Linked DNA regions of Homo sapiens: region 2 is linked to region 1. A link is a contact called in ENCODE Hi-C data. All regions are on one chromosome and are shown on one strand. The core of a region is the stretch at or near the end of the contact, and the rest is flanking DNA. Distances in the headings are between cores, read along the strand shown.

Region 1 (5,131 bases), core at 754-3,253:
TATTAGCTATTATTATTGTTGTCATACCCACTTGTATCTACTTGCCCTATTTAGAATTGTTCTTCCTTGGGAGGCCGAGGTGGGCAGATCACGAGGTCAGGAGTTCGAGACCAGCCTGACCAACATGGTGAAACCCCATTTCTACTACAAATACAAAAATTAGCCAGGCTTGGTGGTGCGTGCCTGTAATCCCAGCCATTCGGGAAGCTGAGGCAGGAGAATCGCTTGAACCTGGGAGGCGGAGGATGCAGTGAACCGAGATTGCGCCACTGCACTCCAGCCGGGGGGACAGGGTGAGACTCCGTCTCAAAAAAAAAAAAAAATGGGTCTTCCCACATCCACTGCTTTCCCTTCCAATCTTTCCTCCGTATTGTAGCCTCAAGGATCTTGCAAATAACACAAATCTGGTCATGTCGCTGTCTTAAGACCCTCTTCTCACCTGCCTCAGTTTTCACACCAGGTCTACACTGCTTAAAGCTCTCCTCACCCTTCCAGCTCCTCCCAACCCTTCACCTTCACCGAGTTAATGTTTACTCATGTATCAGATTTCAGGTTAGACACGCTTCCTCCAAGAAGCTTTCGCAGATACACAAGTTAGTATCTGCCCGTACTTCTCTTACATAATACTCTCTATACTTGTTATTGTCATTTGTTTAGTTTTTATTTAGATTAACTTCCATCAGAAGGGCAGAGTAGCTGCTGTAACTTCAGTTACTATAAATGGGCCTGGCACATACTTTGCACTCAATAAATATCTTCTGAAGTAAATGAAATGAATCAATCTTGCTCCTGGGTTTACGTTTCAGTGATTCAAACGGGCATACTTGGTACACAACGTGAGGTCCTGGAAGGTATAACTTGTGTTTTCATTTTTGAATTTCTAAATTCTAGCAGAGTTTTTGGCACACTCTATGCACCCAATAAGCTATCTGAATAAACTTTTCTTGGAACATGAGTGTCTGAATGTCCTGATAACTCCAACACGTTCCCTTCCTGTAATTCCTAAAGCCCAGGAACACTTATTGCCTTCCATCAGTTAGTGAACTACTGATGCTCCAAAATGGGTCACGCCTCCTTCCCCTCCACACCCAACTCGTTTTGTTTTGTTTGTTTTGTTTTGTTAGACGGAGTCTCACTCTATTGCCCAGGCTGGAGTGCAATGGCGCAATCTCGGCTCACTGCAACCTCTGCCTCCCAGGTTTAAGTGATTCTCCTGCCTCAGCCTCCCGCCCGGCTAATTTTTGTATTTCCACCACCACGTCCGGCTAATCTTTGTATTTTTAGTAGAGACGGGGTTTTACCATGTTGGCCAGGCTGGTCCCAAACTCCTGACATCATGATCCGCCGGCCTCGGCCTGCCAAAGTGCTGGGATTACAGGCGGGAGCCACCGCGCCCGGCCCCACACCCCCAACTCTTAGCCCGAAACTCAGACCCCGGGTTTTCGACTATTAAAAGTAGTCACAGGACCGCGACACTGCACTTCAGCCTGGGCAAAAGAGCGAGACTCCCCCTCAAAAAAAAAAGTAGTCACAGAAAACTGAATTAAATTACTGACCTGAAGTAATCGCAAGCAGAGGCGTCCCTGACTGACTTCTATATCCCTCCACCCCAACCCCCTGGGCCCTGCACAGCGGGTGTCTGTTGAATATTCTCCCGGCTGTTGAGCCCAAACCTGATGAGAGGAAAGGCTCGGCTTCCACTCCAAGCCGAGCCTTCCGCTGTTCTTCTGTCCCGGCCCTTGGTGTCCCCTCACGCGGCCCCATTAGGTTACGCGCCCCCGGGGACTCCGCCGCCGCCCCAGCCCGCGCCCCGCGGTCCCACTCACTGTTCTTGAGGAATCGCTCCTCGTGCAGCACTGCGATGGCGTTGACGCAGAGCAGGGCTGCCTGCAGCAGTGAGTACAGGGTAAAGGCCATGGCCGTCCGAGGCCGCCCCGAAGTCCAAGCGATTTCTCTCCCGCCGCCGCAAGGGACGTGGCGCCTCCACGGCCGGCGCCTTCCTACGGAAGCCGATGGGGCCCAAAACGAACTCTCCGGGAAGCCCCGCCTCCATCTGGCTAAGAACCGCCCCTCGCTGAAGACTGCAAGTCCTGCCGCTTGTCTAGACCGGTGATGTGCAATCAATGCTCTGATGTGGCCAGTGCTGCAGGTGCAAAATACACACCGGATTTCACACACTTGGAACTGGAACAAGGATGAAGAATATCCCAATAATTTTTTTTTTTTTGAGATGGAGTCTGGCCCTGTCGCCCAAACTGGAGTGCAGTGGCACGATCTCGGCTCACTGCAAGCTCCGACTCCCGGGTTCACGCCATTCTCCTGCCTCAGCCTCCCAAGTAGCTGGGACTACAGGTGCCCGCCACCACGCCCGGCTAATTTTTTGTATTTTTAGTAGAGACGGGGTTTCACCGTGTTAGCCAGGATGGTCTCAATCTCCTGACCTCGTGATTCCCCCCTCCTCGGCCTCCCAATAATTTTTAAATGTTGATAACATGTTGAAATGAAAATATTTTGAGGCCGGGCGCAGTGGCTCACGCCTGTAATTCTAGCACTTTGGGAAACCGAGGCGGGCAAATCACCTAAGGTCAAGAGTTCGAGACCAGTCTGGCCAACATGGCAAAACCCTGTCTCTACTGAAAATACAAAAATTAGCTGGGTGTGATGGTGGGCTCCTGTAATCCCAGCTACTCAGGAGGCTGAGAGAAGAGAATCACTTGAACCCGGGAGGCAGAGACTGCAGTGAGCCGAGATCCAGCCTGGGTGACAGAGCAAGAGGAAAGAAGGAAGGAAGGGAGGAAGGTTTCTTGTTTATTTTTAATTATTTTATTTAATGTGGTTATGAAGATACTGTAAATGACATGTGACGCTTGCATTATATTTCTATTGCTCAGTACTGCACTTGATGCTCCCAGGAGATACAGGAGATACTAATATTCCCATTTCAGATTTCAGAATGCTAAAACAAAATAACTGTTTTAAAATTACTCAGTGAGAAACATCCCCTCCTTGACCAAACTCCAACCAAGATCCTCTGAGCCTCTTCTTTTTTTTTTTCCCCCCCCAGGAACAGGGTCTTGCTCTGTTGCCCAGGCTGGAGTGCAGTGGCACCATCATAGCTCAATGCAGCCTTCAGCTCCTGGCTCGAGCAGTCCTCCTGCCTTAGCCTCCTGCTTAGCTGTATGTGATGGTTAAGACTGAGTGTCAACTTGATTGGATTGAAGGATGCAAAGTATTGATCCTGGGTGTGTCTGTGAGGGTGTTGCCAAAGGAGATTAACATTTGAGTCAGTGGGCTGGGAAAGACAGGTCCACTCTTAATCCAAGTGGGCACCATCTAATCAGCTGCTGGAGTGGCCAGGATATAAAGCAGGCAAAAAACCAATGAAAAGGGTATGCCAAGACCAGCTCGGTTGGGGAGACCCTAACCCAGCGGTGCTAGAGGAATTAAAGACACACACAGAGGTGTGAAGTGGGAAATCAGGGGTCTTATAGCCTTCAGAGCTGAGATCCCCGAACAAAGATTTACCCACGTATTTATTAACAGCAAACCAGTCATTAGCATTGTTTCTATAGATGTTAAATTAACTAAAAGTATCCCTTATGGGAAATGAAGGGATGGGCCGAATTAATTGCAGCAGGAACACATCCTTAAGACACAGATCTCTCAGGCTTTTGTTTGTGGCTTAAGAATGCCTTTAAGCAGTTTTCCAACCTGGGTGGGCCAGGTATTCCTTGCCCTCATTCCCGTAAACCCACAACCTTCCAGCTTGGGCGTTAGGGCCATTATGGACATGTTATAGTGCTGCAGAGATTTTATTTATGGCCAGTTTTGGGGCTAGTTTATGGCCAGACTGTTGGGGGCTTGCTCTCAACAAGGGTAGACTGGCTTAGCCTCCCAGCCTACATCTTTCTCCCATGCTGGATGCTTCCTACCCTTGAACGTTGGACTTCAAGTTCTTCAGCTTTGGGACTCAGACTGGCTTCCTCAGCTTGCAGACGGCTTATTGTGGGATCTTGTGATCGTGTGAGTTAATAGTACCGAATAAGCTCCCTCTTTGTATATATATCTCCTATTAGTTCTGTCCCTCTAGAGAATACTGACTAATACACTCTATTACAGGAATGGGTCATCCCGCCAGGCTGAGCCCTCTTCTTGACAACACCTCAATATTGGCCACTTAAAAACTACAGATTCTCAGCCTGGGGAACATGGCAAGACCCTGTCTCTACCAAAAATACAAAAAAAAAAAAAAAATGCCTCAGCTTAGTGGTATACACCTGTGGTCCCAGCTACTAAGGAGGCTGAGGTGGGAGGATCACTTGCACCCAGGGAACGGAGGTTGCAGTGAGCTGAGATTGAGCCATTGCACTCCAGCTTGGGTGACAGAACAAGACCCTGTCTAAAAAACAAAACAGGCTGGGCGCGGTGGCTCACACCTGTAATCCCAGCACTTTGGAAGGCCGAGGCGGGTGGATCACAAGGTCAGGAGATCTAGACCATCCTGGCTAACACAATGAAACCCCATCTCTATTTTTTAAAAATACAAATAAATTAGCCGGGCATGGTGGCGGGCACCTATATTCCCAGCTACCCGGGAGGCTGAGGCTGGAGAACGGCATGAACCCGGGAGTCGGAGCTTGCAGTGAGCCGAGATCACGCCACTGCACTCCAGCCTGGGTTACAGAGTGAGATTCCATCTCAAAAAAAAAAAAAAAAAAAAAAAAAAAACACTACAGATTCTCCACACAAATGATATGCATATTGTGTATCTCCTTTACCCAACACTAAAACACTTGAATACTAACATAGTTTCTTTTTTTAATTGTATTTATTTATTTTAAGACAAAGTCTTGCTTTGTCACCAGGCTGGAGTGCAGTGGCAGTGGTGCCATCTCAGCTCACTGCAATCTCCGCCTCCTGGGTTCAAGCGATTCTTCTGCCTCAGCCTTCTGAGTAGCTGGGACTATAAGCGCGTGCCACTACGCCCAGCTAATTTTTTGTATTTTTAGTAGAGACAGGGTTTCACCGTGTTAGCCAGGATGGTCTTGATCTCCTGACTTCGTGATTCCATCCACCTCAGCCTCCCACAGTGCTGGGATTACAGGCGTGAGCCGCTGTGTTTGGCTGAATA
Region 2 (5,131 bases), core at 721-3,220, 3.1 Mb after region 1:
GACACTAAACAGACCACGAAAAGGACACCTGTTTACAGTATTAAAGCTGAAAAGGGCTCCTTCAGCCTCAGCTAGAAATACATGCATTGAGTGACAGTTTTTCACTGCTCTGTACGTATTCTTGAATAATCACAAATGCACTGTGAGTAGTGACTTTTAAGTTACAAATAAATTTTATTAAGTAGGTGAAATTCAAACATAAAATCCGCTAATAAGGATTAACTGTATGTGCATAATTTAAACTTCATCCATAAATTTAACCACACCATTTGATTTTACCAGAATCAGGCTCTACCCCACTCCTGACTCTGCCCACTACCCACCCAGTACCTCTGGTAATAGGTGTCTGAGCGTCCACAGGTGGCCCCTGACTTGCGAAAGACTTCGCGGCGCTTCCAGCCAGGGCCCAGGGCCGGGCAGTCCAGCCAGTCCTCAGCCATGGAGGCCACAGGAAGCAGCAGTAGCCTGAAAGGGGGTGGAAGGGATGAGGGAAACTGAGGCTCTAGGAAGGGACAACACTGTGCCCCAGGCCACACAAATCACTGGTATCCATTAGTGCTTGCCCAAGCCCTAGGACCTGCCACAGGCAACCAGCCCATATATGGAAAAGAAACCCCTCATATTCTCACCCCATTCTTTCCTATTCTGGGCCTAGGATATCATCATTCCTCAACCCAAGGATCCCTGTTTCTTATTCTCAGTGTCCTAATCCCCTACTCCTCTCTATCCTCAGACTGACAACCCATCATTTCTCCTCACTGCCAATCCAGAAACTTTTCATCCTTCCCCCTCATTCCTCCCTGTCACTGACCTAAGGGCCTCTATCCCTCTATTTTATCACCCCAAGACCCCCATAGTCCCCATCCTCAGCCCCAAAGGGCCCCATTTCTCTTGCCCTCACTACTTGACTTCAGTAGTCTCTCATTCCCCCCTTCCTTGACCCAGGAGTTCCTAATTTCCCTCCTTCAGTGTTTTAACCACTCCATTCCTTCTCTGCCTGATGTCCTCTTATCCTGCTACCTCAGTGTTACAACCTCGACTTCCTCTGCGAGACACAACTGCTCCAACCCATAGCCTGAACAGCCCCTCATCTTTTCCATTCCTCACACTGGAAGCCTCCCATGCCTCCCCTTCCTCAGCCCAAGACCTCCCCCCTTATTTTTCTTCTCCTTCAATGTTCTCACCCACAATTTCTCCCTAGTCTGAGCTCCCAAACCTTCCTCTACAGCCAAAAAGTTCCCCACTTCTCCTCCTTACTGTTCTCATCCTCCATTCCTCCCTTATCATCCAGAGAGACCCTAATTTCTCCCCTCAGCATTCCGAACCCTCCTCCATTCTCTCTGTTCTTGTCCCGGGATCATGCCATCCCTAACTGTCACCATTCTGATCCCCTACTGCTCCTCGTCCTCTATATGGGGCCTCCTATTCCTCCCTTTCAGCATTCCAAAGCCTCTATTTCTCCTGTCATCAGCCTGAGGGCCCCTCATTTCTCCCTCTCAGAGTTCTGAACCCCCATTTCTCTCTCAACTTCAGATGCCCCGATGTCTCCCTTTAGCGTTCTGATCTCCACCATTCCTCTCCGTCCTCGTCCCAGGATCCCGACACTCCTACCTGTCAGAGTTCAGAGCTGCATTCCTTCCCGTCCTCAGCCTAAATCCCCCCATTTCTCCTCGTCAGTATTCCGACGCCGCCATTCCTCCCCCTTATCGGCCTGAGGGCCCTTCATTCCTCCCCGTCAGCGTTCTGAGCCACAATTCCTTCCCATCCTCCGCCTGAGCGCTCTCCACGTCCAGCCCCAAGGCTGTCTCACCAGTTTGGCACCAGGCCGGTATCTTCCGCCACTCTAGGCCCGTGGACCCATGGCGAGGGTCCCTCCTGCACCTCCCGCCTCGCCCTCCTCCCCTTCCTCCTCCTCCGCGGCCGCCTCCTCTGAAGCGGTAGCTGTCGCCTCCGCGGCTGTTCGTTGCTCCCGGAACCGGAAGTCCGCTGCCTGCCTCTCGGGCTCCGCCTCTGGCTAAGCACCTGCGCACTATTGCCTCGATGTCGCGTGCCCTTAATAGGGAGGCTCCCGCGCCTACGGGCCGGCGCTCCGCAGCGGTGCGCGCGCCCCCCTGCCGAGAGCCAGTTGCATCTGCGTGCTGACGTTCAACGACAGCTAACCCCTTCGAGGGACTGGCAGTTGCGGCTCTCCTCGCTGCCCATCTAGCTGGCGCATGCGCTTTCCAGCCTCAACCTGAAGGGAAGCGGTCGGGGAGGGCTTGCGCCTGCGCCCTCCCTTCCCTCCCGCGGTCTCCACAGCCGATACCGAACGCGGCAAGGAAGCTGCTTCGCGCCTGCGCACTCCCTGGCCCTGCCGGCGCTCTCCTCTCCCACCTCTCGCTGGGGTCTATCCTGTGTTCGTGGGTCCCTCCGAACATCAACCCCAGGGGGGGTCGTGTCCCGCTCCCTCCTCCCCGCCGAACAGCTGTGGGAGCGCGCGGGGCGGGGAAAGGGGCGGTGCCACACCGCAGGTAAACTGAGGCACGCGGGAGGGCGCGCCCCTGCAGGAGGCGGATCCCCAACGTGGGGCTTGTGGGGAAAAGGCGGGGCCTGGCGTCCACAGCGGACGACAGCTCTGGGTGGGAGACAGGAGCATGCATGGGCGGTGTCACCACACTGAAGGCGCGCTGCGTAGACCCTCTGCCCGTGGGAGGCTGGGAATGTGGGTCCCTGGGCTCTCGCGGGGTGCAGGCGCCCCCCATCTTATCCAGAAGTCTGGAACAGTTGCAACCGCAGCAATGTGGAGACAGCTTCCTTGGTTTCTTCAAAATTTTATTAACAAAACCCAGGGAGAGGAGGCAAGGATGAGTGGACTCCGCAGCCCCACCAGGCACTGAACATGTCGACGGGGACAGTCCCTCTGATAAAGGCAGATGGGCGGTCAACCGGTGGATGGGCACAGGGAGAACCGGAGAAACAGATGAGTGGAGGAACGGACACACGGGCACCGGGCGGCTCCCCCATCTGGAATGCAGGGTGTAAGGGGTCCGGGCCAGGAGGCTCAGCGGTCGGCACTGGAGCGCAGGTCGGTAGTGAGGGGATCGTGCTGGATCGTCTGGTGCAGCATCAGGGCCAGCAATCCCGCGCGGTTTGTCATGGCTGTGCGCACATTGCGCTCCTGCTCAAACAGCTCGTCCAGCTTGTACCACTGCCAAGGGAGCGGCAGGAGTCCTAAGCAGGAACACCTGCAGCCCCGCCTGCCCCGGCCACGTCCGACATGGAAACCTACCACATGCAGCACCAAAACCGCACAGAAACCTACCACACGCACGCGCTCCAAGTCCACTTCCGCACGCCGCAGCTTCTCCCAGCAGTAATGGCGATTGCACTGGCGCTTGGGCAGGCGGCAGAAGTCACCCGTGAGCTCAAAGACATCACGTACAAGGGGGCACCCGCATACCTCGTCAGCTGGCACCTGCAAGGAGGCCAGGTTGGGGGGATGAATAGCGGTGATAAGGGAGAATAGGAATGGGGGCTCAAGGAGGGAGAAGGAAAAGAATGGAGGGTTCAGGGAACGGTGAGGAGGCATGGAAAAGGAGGAATGGAGGGTGAAGCAGCAGGGAAGCTGAGAGGAAAAAGTGAAGGAAAAGTGAGGTGAGGAAGGAAGGGATGAATGTGGGACAGCGAGGCAGGGAGGAGGGGCAAAATGGGAGGAGCTGAGGGAAAACCTTACTTTGGGGTCCCGTGAGTGCTCGGGGCACAGCACCTGGAGCCGCTTACAGTATGTTTTGCTCTGAGGATTATACACATCACAGAAGAGTCGTGTGGCCCTGGGGATTTGGAGTAGAGAGGGCAGTAGAGGGAGGGAAGGGAGGTCCATCTGTCCTGGCTGGTTGCCCGTATCCTGCCCCAGCTCCACACACATCCCACTTCTGACCCCCGCCTTAACCCCCCACCTCTCACTGCGTGGCACCCTCACTTACCCTTCAATGCGTGTGGGGTACATGGACCCAAAGGACGTCTGGCTCTCATACTGGAGGGATGAGCACAAATGGAGGGAACTGTGGATGTGCGCTGCATGCCCTCCCAAGACACCACCCAGACAACAAATCTGTCCCCCACTGGCCCACTGATGTTCCCACATGGTCCGCCCCCTCAGTCTGACACCCCAACCTTGGCGTAGCAGCGCTCCATGTGGCGCAAGGCAACACGTGGGTTGATGGGGTGCCCACAGGAAACACAGAAGATCTGCAGGTCTGTGTCATCACTGTCACCCTCGTTGCTCTGCATGGAATGGAAGGAACAATAAGGCTGGGAAGGACAAAGTACAGGCCCTGCTCTGCTGCGCCCCTGCTTGCTCACCTCCTCATCCTCGCGCACAGCCTGCTGCTTGGCACGTAGAATGATGGCCTCAAGCTCATGGAATCGGCGTTCCATTTCCTGAAGGCGAGTGCGGGCACTCTGCTGCTCTCGGCGAATGCGTTCGAGCAGCTTCTTGCCGTGCTCTTCAGCAATGCAAGGGCTCTGCTGCCACTGCTGGATGCGCTGGGGGAGGATCTCGTAGATGCGGCTGCAGGGAAGGTAGCAAGCAACAGAATGAGTGAGGTGATCAGTAAGTGAGAATGGCAAAATAGACGCAAATGGCAAAAGGAGAAGTAAATAGGTGACTGGCGGAATGGTGGCTGGATGGACACACGGGCAGGTGGGTGGGTAGGTGGATGGGTGAGTGGGTAGTGGCTGTTTGGTGACTGGTGGATAGCTGATTGACTGGTAGACATACAGAAGGCTGTGGTCAGGCCCTACCATGCACTTCCTGACTCCCTTGAACCTCTCAGGAATGACTCACTTGGCTGCCAGCTTCATGCCACAGTCATCTGAGCAATACTTGGAGCTGGGCTGGGCGGGGCGCACACAGCCGGGCCCCAGGCACTGGGGCAGTGACGCAGGGTCCTTGGCATCAGCCCTCTCTGGGTGTTTCCATTTATCCTTGTGCTTCTGCTTCTGCCGATGCCGCTTGTATCGCTCCTCCTTCTGTTGAGCAAGACAAGTCAGGTCAGGGTGGAGTCAAAGTCAGCCCCAGACCCCAGACCCTTGCTCCATTCTAGCCCTTTCTGGCTCTTGCCCCATTCAGCCTCTGACCTCTGCCTCTCCC

The links. Hi-C counts contacts between places; a loop is a spot of excess contacts on that map. Pooled maps may share reads with other maps.
Region 2: a map of B cell shows a loop between it and region 1 (12-fold over the local background). The contact joins the promoter of MBD1 here to the promoter of IER3IP1 in region 1. A Hi-C loop is called at or near these places in 2 of 168 maps with a recorded cell type or tissue (B cell and natural killer cell) and 10 of 50 pooled maps.

What each region holds. Positions count from the first base shown.
Region 1 is chr18:47,174,361-47,179,491 of GRCh38, forward strand. IER3IP1 (immediate early response 3 interacting protein 1) reads right to left here and starts at 2,004. Exons shown (of 3, transcript NM_016097.5): 1 at 1,827-2,004. The coding sequence starts at 1,917. RefSeq lists enhancers at 1,913-2,032, 2,043-2,172.
Region 2 is chr18:50,279,553-50,284,683 of GRCh38, forward strand. MBD1 (methyl-CpG binding domain protein 1) reads right to left here and starts at 1,971. Exons shown (of 17, transcript NM_015846.4): 1 at 1,811-1,971; 2 at 331-465. The coding sequence starts at 440. CXXC1 (CXXC finger protein 1) reads right to left here. Exons shown (of 15, transcript NM_014593.4): 9 at 4,826-5,010; 10 at 4,342-4,549; 11 at 4,153-4,263; 12 at 3,963-4,012; 13 at 3,713-3,809; 14 at 3,302-3,454; 15 at 2,795-3,187. The coding sequence ends at 3,041. RefSeq lists silencers at 1,704-1,783, 1,794-1,903 and enhancers at 2,049-2,629, 2,630-3,210.